3 separate regions of the Homo sapiens genome follow, and regions 1 and 3 are each linked to region 2. The links are chromatin loops, found by intact Hi-C in ENCODE. Cell type or tissue: Panc1. All regions are shown on one strand. Region 1 has its middle 190 kb from the start of LINC02103. Region 2 has its middle 380 kb from the start of LINC02109. Region 3 has its middle 57 kb from the start of LINC02103.

Region 1 (4,000 bases), 290 kb after region 2:
GGTTACAGAGCTGTAGCACATGCTTTTAATTCTTGCTAACCAAAGTATGAGCCATGGACAAGCAGCCTTGGTATAACCTAGGACCTTATTAGATATACAGAATCCTGGGCACTACCTACCAGGTACTAAGCCAGGATCTACATTTTTCAAGATCTGCAGGCAATTTATATTCTAAGTTTGACAAGCAATATTTTAGGTAATATATTAACTGTCTGTTGCAGTTGTAAAGCTTTACCACAAACTTACTGGCTTAAAAACAATACAAATTTATTTACTTACAGTTCTGTAAGGAACTGTAAAAAGATTTATTTTCTGTAGAACTGTAAGAAAATAAGTCAGGCATGGGTCTCACTGGGCTACAATAAAGATATCAGCAAAGGTGTTTTTATTTGCAGAGACTCTAGGGGATAATTAGTTTCTTTGCCTGTTTGGCTTCTAGAGGTCATCTACATTGCTTGGCTCATGGCCCTGTCCCTCAATCTTCAAAGCTAAAACTATTGCCACTTCTCTAACCCTTTATCTGTTGTCATATCGCTCTTTCATCACAGCTGGCAAAGGTTCTCCGATTTGAAGAACTCACTCATGTGATTAGATTGAGCTAATGTAGATAATCTAGGATAATTTCTTCGAGATCTCTAAGCATAATCAGATCTGCAAAGTTCGTTTTTCTATGTAAGAAAACTTATTAACAGGTTTCATGAGTTGCAATGTAGACATTTGGAGGCCCATTATTCTGTTACAATAAACTGTTACAAAAAAGGGATTGTTTCAAAGTACATAGAAAGCTATTTCGTATTCTGTTTGTTAATAATCCAGGTGAAACCGCGTCCCTTTTAGAAAAGGCCATTCAATTTAGGGTAACAGAAAGGTTTGAAAGTTAGGAATTAATGGTATTTAGAAATTAATAAATATAAAAATAATTATATTTAATAACATTTAAGGGTTTTCTACTTCCAAATAAGCAACTAATTATATAACTCATTAAATGTAACTTGGCTGGAATCTATTCTATGTAGCTCTCAAAATTAAAGTACTTGACTGTCCTCATATGGGTTATTGTACATAATGAATAATTTCTTGGAATACTTAGATGCAGAATATCTGTGTAGGTTGATCTGTGGTGTCATCAGCATTATCAGTGGCATTCAAATGTTAAGGACTTATGAAGACACGTATTTAAAATTCACACAAATTATCCTGGCTATCAGATGGAGCAAAAGCCTTGAAATAAGACATGCAAAAATTTTCTGAACATCCGTAAATAAATGATCACCAAATTCTTAATGGTGTCAGTTAACTATTCTATCGCCCTTCTGTTTTTCTCCCAGCAAACAGTTCTAACATGGCCTTCTATTATCCTTTCCTTCTTCACTGTATCTAGCTTGACTTTCTCCAGTCCCCTGGATACACCATTACTTTTCCCCCTCTGTAGTGGTGTTTTATTCTTTTTATGGTAAATCAATTTAGTTTAGCTCAGATTCACATAATTTTCCAATGAATCCTTTATCTCATTCAATTCAGCAATTCCCTGGAGCAAAAGGGCAAACACAAAATCATTTTAAATAAATGAGAAGTTGTACAAAAGGCTGGGAATGCTAACACATTGATATTTTCCTTTCTCTCACATATGTAATTGCTAGCTTACTAACCATAACTCTATCTCTTTCCCTTCTTTAAGATACCATAAAGAAAGTTACAATGACATAAATGTATTCTATTTAGTTTTAACATTGTAAATCTGTCACATTTTAGCACATTGCTAGTAAATTATTCTCAATATACATTAATTCTGGGCTTAGCTGCATTGAGGAGTTATTATTGTTTTACAGCAGATAATAATTTCAAAATAATTAATCAATAATTAAAACTAATAAATAGCCACACATACTAAAGGGTGACATTTGCCCTAAGTATTCCCTGAAGGTTGATGTTTATTTATTCCCATAGTTATGTTAATGTGGTTGACATAGCTTTCCAATTGCGTGAAAATCCAAACACGTATGAGCTCATTTAAAATACCACACATCAATAAACAGTAGGATGAACAACAATTACTAAAGCCTATAGTATTCCCTGAGTCAAGGGAACTATTGATATGTCTGTTCAGCAATACCTCTCTTAGAAACACCTTACACATAAGGTTGTTCTCTCTCACTACAATATTCTTCTGCCCTCTGGCGGTATCTGATAAGAAAGGAAGGCTGATTGCTCCAAACTGGGCTAATCAGATTATCTTTGCCTGGAATTTAGAAATGGGATCCAAAGAAAATATCTGCATAAGGTAGAAACTATGGGAGGTATAGGATGACCCGAGTCTATCAAAGATAAGAAGAGTGCTGCAAATCCTCATGCAGGGTCTCTGCTTGAAACCAAGCAGCATCCCCAGTCTTGGAATTGGACAAAAATAAATTACTTAGCTTGAGTTAGTTTTTGTTGCTTACATTTATGTCTTAACTAATTTAGTAGGTCACATTAGCAATCTCTTTTTTTTAATAATTATAAGTGCTGACATTTTAGTAAGTACTTTGAGTTTTAATGACTCCTTGCCATAAGGTAGTATCTAAATATTCATAGGAAGCTTAGCATTTGATTTATTGGCCAGAACATTCAACTGGGAGTCCGATCTTGTCTCTACGTGCAGTCTTACGAACTATTGCAAATATGAATGTGGGAGCAACATTACTGTTTTCTCCCTCAAAAGGACCTCCTGTATTTGACAGAGTAGATGGTAACTTCTCATAGTACTAGAACAGTGCATACAATGTCATAGTCTCAATAAATAGTATAAGTAAATATTGTTGTTTAAGTGAAAAATTGAATAAATAAGTGCACAAAAGAATAACTTATGGAACATACAAGTTGGCCTATTCAAGAAAACTGCCTGTATATATTTTTCTCTTCTCAGTTTCTGAACAAATTGAGAAGAAAAACAAAGCTATGTTCAGGCCAAAATATCATGTTTATGACGCATAAAGGCCAAGATGAAGAGCATGGACTTGGATTTGTTTGTTAAGTAGGTTTAGCGAGGCATACTTAGCCACTCAGTTTCAGACAGTGTAGAAACAGATAAAGTAAATTCTATGCCATGGAGTAACACAGGAAAGCTTTTGCTAGCCACGACAAGGTGTGATTCCAAGGAGAAGAGGGCTGAGCTGAGTTGAGTAAGCACAAAGAAAAAGTAAGATTTATTTTCACCATCTTTCTCTCACCAAGAATCCATTTATGTGCCCGTGGGAAAATGATCACTTCTGTTGAGAATGCACAGAGCAGAAGACAAACAAGGGAAACAGGATACTAGGATTAGAGCAAGAACAGGAGAAACTGACGGATAAGATCATTGAAGGAGCATGGAGCCATGTCTGGCCTTGTACACTATTGTAACAACATTGGCTTTTACATTGATGGTGTCACATATATTTACTTTAAAAGGACGTGAAACAGCAACTTGAATACAAAGATGTGTCACCAAAAATGACACATCTTCTGTCTGCCCTGTATTTTAATCTCAAATGACAATGACCATTTCAATAGTGCCACCTTGTTGATCTCCCCATAAATTCTAAGACATAAGTATGGAAAGAAGTTGCATGTGAGCCACATCAAGTTAATTTTATATATGAAAACTAGTATGATTTGGGAGTTTAGGATCATCATCAGCATTTGATAATTTCCAATGGAGGTTGAGGTGAGTACCTTTTTTTTTGTGGCTACTGCTTGCATTTGAGAATTAAAGTTTAAATATAACCCCTTAAGTCCTAAACACTTAAAATCCCATCCTTAATCAAGGGGCGAGGAAGCATATTTTTTTCCACAGATTTGAGAACAGATTATTTTAGGACAACTATTTATTCTACTACAGAGACATATAAAATATTTTTTTCCTTTAGAAAATCATCATTACTAAATTCCCAGTATAGAGGGGATTTTTATTACTACATAAACCACTCATAAGAAGGGTTCAGTAGAATTCCAGGTCACTGTTTCTAAACTGTAACTTTTA
Region 2 (4,000 bases):
GTATACCTTTTTTAAAAAAAGCAATATTTGGAGGCCAAGGCGGGCCAATCACGAGGTCAGGAGTTCATGACCAGCATAGTGAAACCCTGTCTCTGCAAAAAATACAAAAAATTAGCCGGGCATAGTGTCAGGTGCCTGTAATTCCAGCTACTCAGGAGGCTGAGGGAGGAGAATTGCTTGAACCTGGGAGGCAGAGGGTGCAGTGAGCCGAAATCACACCATTGCCCTCCAGCCTGGGCAACAGAGCGAAACTCTGTCTTAAAAAAAACAGGAGACAATTATTATAAATTGTAGTGTAAAGTTTACACCCAAGTCAGTTGCAGAAAGCTTTCATATTTATAGATGCATTGCTGGAGGCTTCTTGAATACTGGTTATAGTTATAGCCATGGCTCTTTGTTGTACCTTATTTTTTCCAGGCACATAAATTTTTATGTATATTCTTTATGTATGTTAAATCCTAACAAAACAAATACAGATTAATTTTAAAATACTAATTGGTTCTGTAATAAAGTAAACCTATTATGATTCACCTGCATAGAAAACTAAAATCCTAAATAGGATTCACAGAATATTATTTTTCAATGAGCAAGCCGAATCCCAGTAGTCTGCCTGAATGTTCCATCTGTGGCATATACTAGTTGTTTGCACTTGGCAAAGTTATTTTGTATCTCTGAGCCTGTTTTGTGATTTCTACAAAACTAATAGTAAAGGAACGCTTATCATCTCATTGTTGTGAGGATTCAATAATATGTGATATGAAAACTGCTTTACAATGTGGCTTATGATTATGATTATTATTTTTATTTAAACCATACTGTTAATTAAGAATGGAACTGGAACTGCTCTTGAGCCTTCCTGCTTCACAATGTATCCCTCACTTCTCTAACACATTCTGCTTTTAGGTTCCTCAAGGGCTCTGTGCAATTTAGTTTTATTTTCAGAATCATAAATCATCTCTGTCAAGCCTAGCATGTCTAGGCAAACATCCCATTATGGTGAGATTAAATTTTAATTTTTTGGAAATAAAAAATATCCAACAAGAATAACAACCTCATTAGATAAAAATGCACCTCCTGTGAGTTTGTGTCAATAATAAGACTAAGGATGTGATCTGCACTCTAGAATATTAACATATCAACTCTACCAACCAACAGTTATCTTCAATAATTTCATTTAAAAATTTTCGGTATAATCAGTTTTGAAATGTTTGTATGTGAGTCTTTCTAAAACAATATTTGACAATATTCTATTTCATATCTGAGTACTCTATTTTACATTTGTTTCTGAGTTTATCTACTCTAGTTTGTATTTCATTAAGTATGGTAAACAGCAAGGTATTGCTGCACCAAACAAGGTATTTCAAGAAGAAATAACTGAGAAATGAATGTGCAATTGGGTAATCAGAAAAGAAATAGAATGTAATTTCTTCCCAGTGTATTTTTTCATGACTACTTATGGTTTCTTTTGAAGCTTATGTAGAGGTTTTGTAATTGTATGACAGTAAAAGCAAATCTTGGTTTATAACTTAGGGTTAAAAAATCCTGATTGTGTTCACACAGTAACCAATTGTCTGTTTGTCTATTTGTTGAGTTTTTATGGCCTTCTTTATATTCACAGTATTAAATTTATTGTGGTACAAATGGATGGTTAAGGCAAGCAGAAACGCATACTTGTCTAATTTAAATATGTATTTGCTTTTATTTTCTATTACATTTCAGCTCATTAATTTAATTTAGTACATTTTCTCCTGTGCAACTAGAATGTTTATTAACGTGCTTATAACACATAAATGAGCAAGCCACACCAAAATATAGATTTTTTAGTTAAGACTTAAAATTTCCACCAGATGGCAGCCCAACCCCTAAAATGCTAGAGCTTACTAGAAACAGTAGAATGAATATGAAAATTTAATACTTGAGTGTCTGATAAAATAAAATGTTTTTTAATCTCTTAAAAATTAGTTATAATATATTGAATTATATTTAAGTTATTAAATGGGTAGGTATATAGGTATGTTAATATTTTGTTTTTTAGTCTTGATCTTATTTCACATTAAAGTTAAGAAACAGTAAATAAAATTTTTTACTAGAGACTGCATATTGTTTTCAAAAGTAAATAATAACATTAAACAGTATGTTTTCCTGAATGATGCACAAATTTCAAAATATTAGTTATGTACGTAAGGATCAGTGAAGGCAAGTCATATTAATTATGTCGACGTACAGATTTTTTTTAAAATAATACACAATTGATAAGCGCTATCTCTCTACTAGGAAAAAATAAAATAATAAAAACATTGATAATTTTAATAAGACATGCTTTTTGAATATAGAGGCAGAAATTAATTTTAGTGCAAAAACTATATTTAGTTTGGGGAGGAAAGAGATATTTTTATAGAGGGGATAATGCTTTATCTGGGCCTCAAGGAAGGTAAAATCAGTATTTATACATATGGGAAAAGGGAGAAAGCTATTCAGGAAATGGAGACCAGTGTATGTAGAGCCAAGGGTGTGAGAAGTGTCCTGGGTTGTTTGGAAAATGTGTAAGTTTGGGAGTAATCAGAAAATAAAATGAGTGCATCAAAATCAAGAGACAGAAGAGAGAAAAATATGGTAGATGATGATTATGAAGGCCTTGGAAACATACTAAAAAGTTTTAAAGCATAAACTATTTTAAATAAATCCCATTGCATATTTTAAGCAATGAAAGATTAATTGGGAAGCTGGAAAATCAGAGGCAAATTGTGTGCCCTGGGAAACAGTTTATAGAGTCTGATTCAAACAATAGGATGGAAAATGAAATGAAAAGAAGGTGACAGATGAACAAATGCACATTTCATTGGCGACTTCTTGTTATACTCCTTCAGTCACTAATAAGGAACCAATGCTTGCTCTTGGTTCCCAGGAAAGTGCCAAAGACTGTCCTGGGTTATTGTTTATCCCTTTTGCCTGTTTTAATGAACAATAGCAGTATTATTTTGGTAAGGGAGAAAAAAAGTATTTCTGAGATTTTTAATTTGAGAGACAGGACCATGATTGCTTTAACCAAGGTAGAGAATGCGTAAGTAACAAGCTGAAATGATGTTAAAATGAAGGAAGGGAAGACAGTGGTAGTTATCTTAGATTTGATATATTGATCTTTGGAAAGACAACCTAGTTGTTATAGCTAATAAGTAGTTGGGAACACAGATGAGACTGAAACTTTATAGAGATCTGGGCTGTAACAAAGATTTGACAGTCAAATCTGAAAAGCAACCTTTTGGGAGTGAATGAGGTTGTCAACGATAGTAGTAGGGAAGTGAGTAAGGAAGGACCCCAGAGAAGGTTGACACTGAAGTAGAAAGAAAATACATACATGCACACATTAAATAATATAACATTAATACTATTTAATGTGTATTGAGGATTTATCATCGCTCAGATACTCAATAAAATGCTTTAAATTTTAAAGAATATTGTGTCCTCTAAACAATTCTCTGAGGCAATATTGCTATTCCAATTTCACAGATGAGGAAATAGGTACAGAGAAGTTAGAAAATGTGGACTAGATGACACAGCAAGGATGTGGTAAAGTCAAGTTCTAAACTTCTATTATCTGATTCTATACTTTGAGCTTTTCTTCTCCAGGTTGTACTGTCTTTTAGGATAAAGTTCTAACTTCTCACATATTTTCCTTCCTTAATAAAATGATGAATTACATTGACAAATGATAAAGCATGCTTTCATTTTTGCTATACACTCTAGTTGAGAATATTATATTAAGCTTTTGGTATTATAGTTCCCTCCTTCCCTCCCTTCCTTCCTCCTCTCTCTTTCTTTTCTTTCTTCTTTCTTTTCTCTCTCTCTCTCCCCCCTCTCTCTCTCTCTTTTGTGTTTCTTAGGATTTTTACCTCTATATCTGTAAGTAAGACTTGGTTAATTTTTTTTTTTGCTTGTTTGCTTTTTCTAGAAGATGTTTGATAAAAGATTCTGGGAATGTAGACTGTCCTTAAGTCTTATA
Region 3 (4,000 bases), 420 kb after region 2:
GGAGAATCGCTTGAACCCAGAAGGCGGAGGTAGCAGTGAGTTGAGATCGCACTACTGCACTCCAACCTGGCCGACAGAGTGAAATTCTGTCTCAAAATCAATAAATAAAAATAAAAAATAAATAAATAAATAAAAATAAAAATAAATAAATAAAAATAAAATCCTTAAGTTCAGAGTAAAAGTGAAATCATATTTGCTGAGGCTTATGTGGAATAATTGGAATAATTGAGTTATTGAATAAGCTTCTTCTAGCAACAGCATTATGGTGCTACTTACTAAATTTGATATATAATCTCATTTAATTTTATGAGGGGACTTGAAATTTGAGAAGTATTTATTCCATTTAATAAATAAAATTTATTCATCTCAGATTTTCAGCCTCAATAACTATGAGTATTACTAAAAGTTTAAAGCATTAGTAGTTCTTGATAATTTGAAAACCTGCAAATGTTGCAGTTTATAGTTAAGGCAAATATTAACAGTCAACTACATGAAAATATAGATGATAAACTTGAAGAAAATTAATATAGATGACAGATAAAAACTATAGTGAAAGTTAAAATTATTATTTTAAAAGCTAAAAAAGTCAGGTCAGAATACTTTTCCATTGTTGACTTTGCTTTATTTAGCAGGTTGTGCTTTGTTCAGATGGTATTTGAATTGAGGTGGTATTTTCTAGATTATCAACATCTGTTGTTATCATGCTATTTGAAAGGTAATGATTGACAGAGATAGAAAGCAGATTGCCAGAAAACCATTATTTATAATATTTTAAAATAAAAAATAATCAGAAAATTATTTCGCTTACTAAATTTAAATAACATTAACTTTTAGAGATTTAGAAAAAATTACTATGTTTTTGTATTTTGAATAAGCACAATACATGACCTATTACTTTAAAAATACATGCAATTATATACAAGATGTTTTACCTAACATGTAAGAAAAATTTTATTCTTGGTACTTTGCCAAAACTATACCAGAAAAGAAAAATAATGAGAAAATAACTTACGTTTTATTGCATAAATTTTCTTATTAGGGCATGCATTATATATACCACTTTCTTTCATGTAACTCTTAATGTTCGGTAATTATAATCACTTAAATATTCCAAGTAAAGCTAATCACTTCAAAATGTTTTTTTGTATCTGTTTTCTTGATTAAATAATAATTAATAAGAAAATTATGTACCTCAAAATGTTTAAGATCATTTCATTTAAATTAGGTCGGGCACAGTGGCTCACCCCTATAATCCCAGCACTTTGGGAGGCTGAGGAGAGTGGGTCAGTTGCGACTAGGGGTTTGAGACCAGTCTAGGCAACATAGTGAGACCTCGTTTCTATGAAAAACACAAAAATTAGCCTGGTTTGGTGGTGTATGCCTGTGTTCCAGCTACTCAGGAGGCTGGGGTGGGACAATCACCTGAGCCTGGGGAGTTCAAGGCTGCAGTGAATTTTCATCACACCATTACACTCCAGCCTAGATGACAGAGTGAGACCTTGTCTCAAAGATAAATAAATAAATAAAATAAAGGAAAAGATATCTAATTACTTTTAACAATGTTGTATATTTTATTACTACTTAATTTCTGTTATGGGTTGAATGTGTATGTCCCCCTTTAGAAGTGTTATAGGCTCAACCGTCAATATGTTGGTATTAGGAGGTGGGGCCTTTGAAAGGTACTTACGTTTAGATGAGGTCATGAAAGTGGAGCCCTCATGGTGAGATTAGTGCCTTTATAAAAAAAAAAAAAAAAAGGAAGAGACACCAGCTTTCTCTCTCCACTATGTGCTGACAGAGCAAGAAGGCTGCCATCTGTAAGACAGGAAGAGAGTCTTTACCAAACCAAATCATCTTGGACTTTCAGCCTCCAGAACTATGAGAAATAAATTTCTGTTATTTAGGTCACCCCGTCTATGGTATTTTTTTATAGCAGCCTGAGCTAACTAAGACAGTAATTTTCTCCCACCATCCGGAAACAGCTGGCTTGATAGAATACTGAAATGTTCGCTTGAAGACTGAGTTACAGCACCATCTAGTGGACAATACCTTGCAAGATTGGTGTAGGGTTTTTCAAGAAGCACTATATGCTCTGAATTAGTATCCAGAATTAGTATCCAAAATTACTATTGTGTCTGTAAGGCTGTTTCTGCACAAAATTAGCATTTCAACTGATAAATTAAATAAAGCAAATTTTGCCTTCCCCAATGTGGGTGGGCCTCATCCAATCCACTGAAGGCCTGAATAGAGCAATACGCTGAGAAAGAGAGAATTCATTTTTCTGCCTGATGGCCTTCAAGATGGGACCTCAGTCTTCTTCCATGGACTCAAGCTGGAACTTCTCCATCATTAGCTCTCTTGATTCGCGAGCCCTAGGAGTGTGAATCTTGAAATGTCTCAGGCTTAATAATAACATGAGACAATTTCAAGTGTGTATATATAAGTATACAAAAATGTAGACATATACATATATATATATTTCTCTGTGTGTGTATATATGTGTGTGTGGGTATATATATGTATGTGTGTGTGTGTGTATATATATATGTATGTGTGTTTGTGTATATATATATATCTAGCTATATGTCTATATCTATATCTGTATAGATATATATAGATATACAATTAACCCTTGAACAATGTGGGGCTTAGGGGTGCTGACACTCTGTGAAGTCAAAAATTCATGTATAACTTTTTACTTTCCCAAAACTTACTATTAATACCTTACTGTTGACCAGAAGTCTTACCAATAAAATAATCAACATATTTTGTATGTTATATGTACTGTATACTGTATTCTTACAATAAAGTAAGCTACAGAAAAATATCATTAAGAAACTCATAAGGAAAGGCAAATATAATTTCTATTTATCAAATGAAAGTGGATCATCATAAAGGACTTCATCCTCATCATCTTCATGTTAAGTAGGCTAAGTTGGTCTTTCTGTCCCAGGGGTGGCAGAGAATAAAGACGTAGAAGGAAAGGCAGGAGAGGTAGGTACACTTGGCATAACTTTATGGAAATACATCATAATTTTATCTAATTTTTTGCTTTTTAATTTCTCTGAAAATGTCTCCATTCTGTACCAATCCTTCACTGTTTGCTTTACTTTCAATGCCCATGTCATAGAATGGTCCACATCATAAAAAAAAGTTAAAACCAGTCTTGAATAATTGGGACGCTTCTACCAGATTGACTAGTGTGAATGCGTTTCCTGGTACTGCTTCTTCTATGTCTTCTTTCACATCATCTGGCATTGGTTAAGAAGCATTCATTTCCATTATGACTTCTATTGTTAATTCCTTTGGTGCAGTGTCTGTTAGCTCTTTCAAAAATTATCAAATCAGGCCAGGCACAGTGGCTCACGCCTGTAATCCCAGAACTTTGGGAGGCCAAGGTGGGCGGATCACCTGTGGTTGGGAGTTCAAAACCAGCTGGACCAAGATGGAGAAACCCCGTTTCTACTAAAACTACAAAATTAGCCTGGTGTGGTGGCACACGCCTGTAATCCAAGCTACTAGAGAGGCTGAGGCAGGAGAATGGCTTGAATCCATGAGGCGGAGGTTGCAGTTAGCCGAGATGGCGCCATTGCACTCCAGCCTGGGTGACAAGAGCAAAACTCCGTCTCAAAAAAGAAAGAAAGAAAGAAAGAAAATTATCAAATCTTCTTTTTGTTTGCAAAAGATTCTTCACCTTTAGATCTTTCACCTTCTTTTTGCTTTAAGTTGTCATACAATGACTTTGCCTTTTCTCAATTCATCGTAGAGTCTATAGGTATGCCTTTTTAATAGCAATCTTGCACCCCCATAAAAAACTGCATTTTCAATACAAGATAAAAAGTTATTTCACAAAAATTACGAGTTTTTTACACCTGCTAGTGTAGCTACAGCAATAGCATCACTAATTTTCAGTTTTCTTTTTTCTTTTTTTTTTTTTTTACAATGGTCCTTGCACTGGAAATATTTATCTTGAAATGGCAGCAACCACAGCTGAAGACCT

What was found. A loop is a pair of places that touch in the nucleus more often than their neighbours do. Peaks named below come from ENCODE experiments on the same cell type or tissue, not always from the same donor. Only the 100,000 strongest peaks of a DNase experiment are listed, where the experiment ranks them.
Region 1: it touches region 2 in a loop (4-fold over the local background); 14 of 110 quality-filtered maps call a loop at or near these places.
Region 3: it touches region 2 in a loop (5-fold over the local background); 21 of 110 quality-filtered maps call a loop at or near these places.

What each region holds. Positions count from the first base shown.
Region 1 is chr5:28,471,885-28,475,884 of GRCh38, reverse strand. No RefSeq gene overlaps it. Among named protein-coding and RNA genes, the nearest start is that of LINC02103, 190 kb to the right of the region's middle. In Panc1, a CTCF peak has its summit at 2,175 (motif pointing left); a DNase peak (open chromatin) is centred at 2,144.
Region 2 is chr5:28,764,595-28,768,594 of GRCh38, reverse strand. No RefSeq gene overlaps it. Among named protein-coding and RNA genes, the nearest start is that of LINC02109, 380 kb to the left of the region's middle. In Panc1, CTCF peaks have their summits at 1,444 and 1,658; a DNase peak (open chromatin) is centred at 1,874; H3K27ac peaks cover 1,402 bases.
Region 3 is chr5:28,343,035-28,347,034 of GRCh38, reverse strand. No RefSeq gene overlaps it. Among named protein-coding and RNA genes, the nearest start is that of LINC02103, 57 kb to the right of the region's middle. In Panc1, CTCF peaks have their summits at 1,843 and 2,044 (motif pointing left); a DNase peak (open chromatin) is centred at 1,984.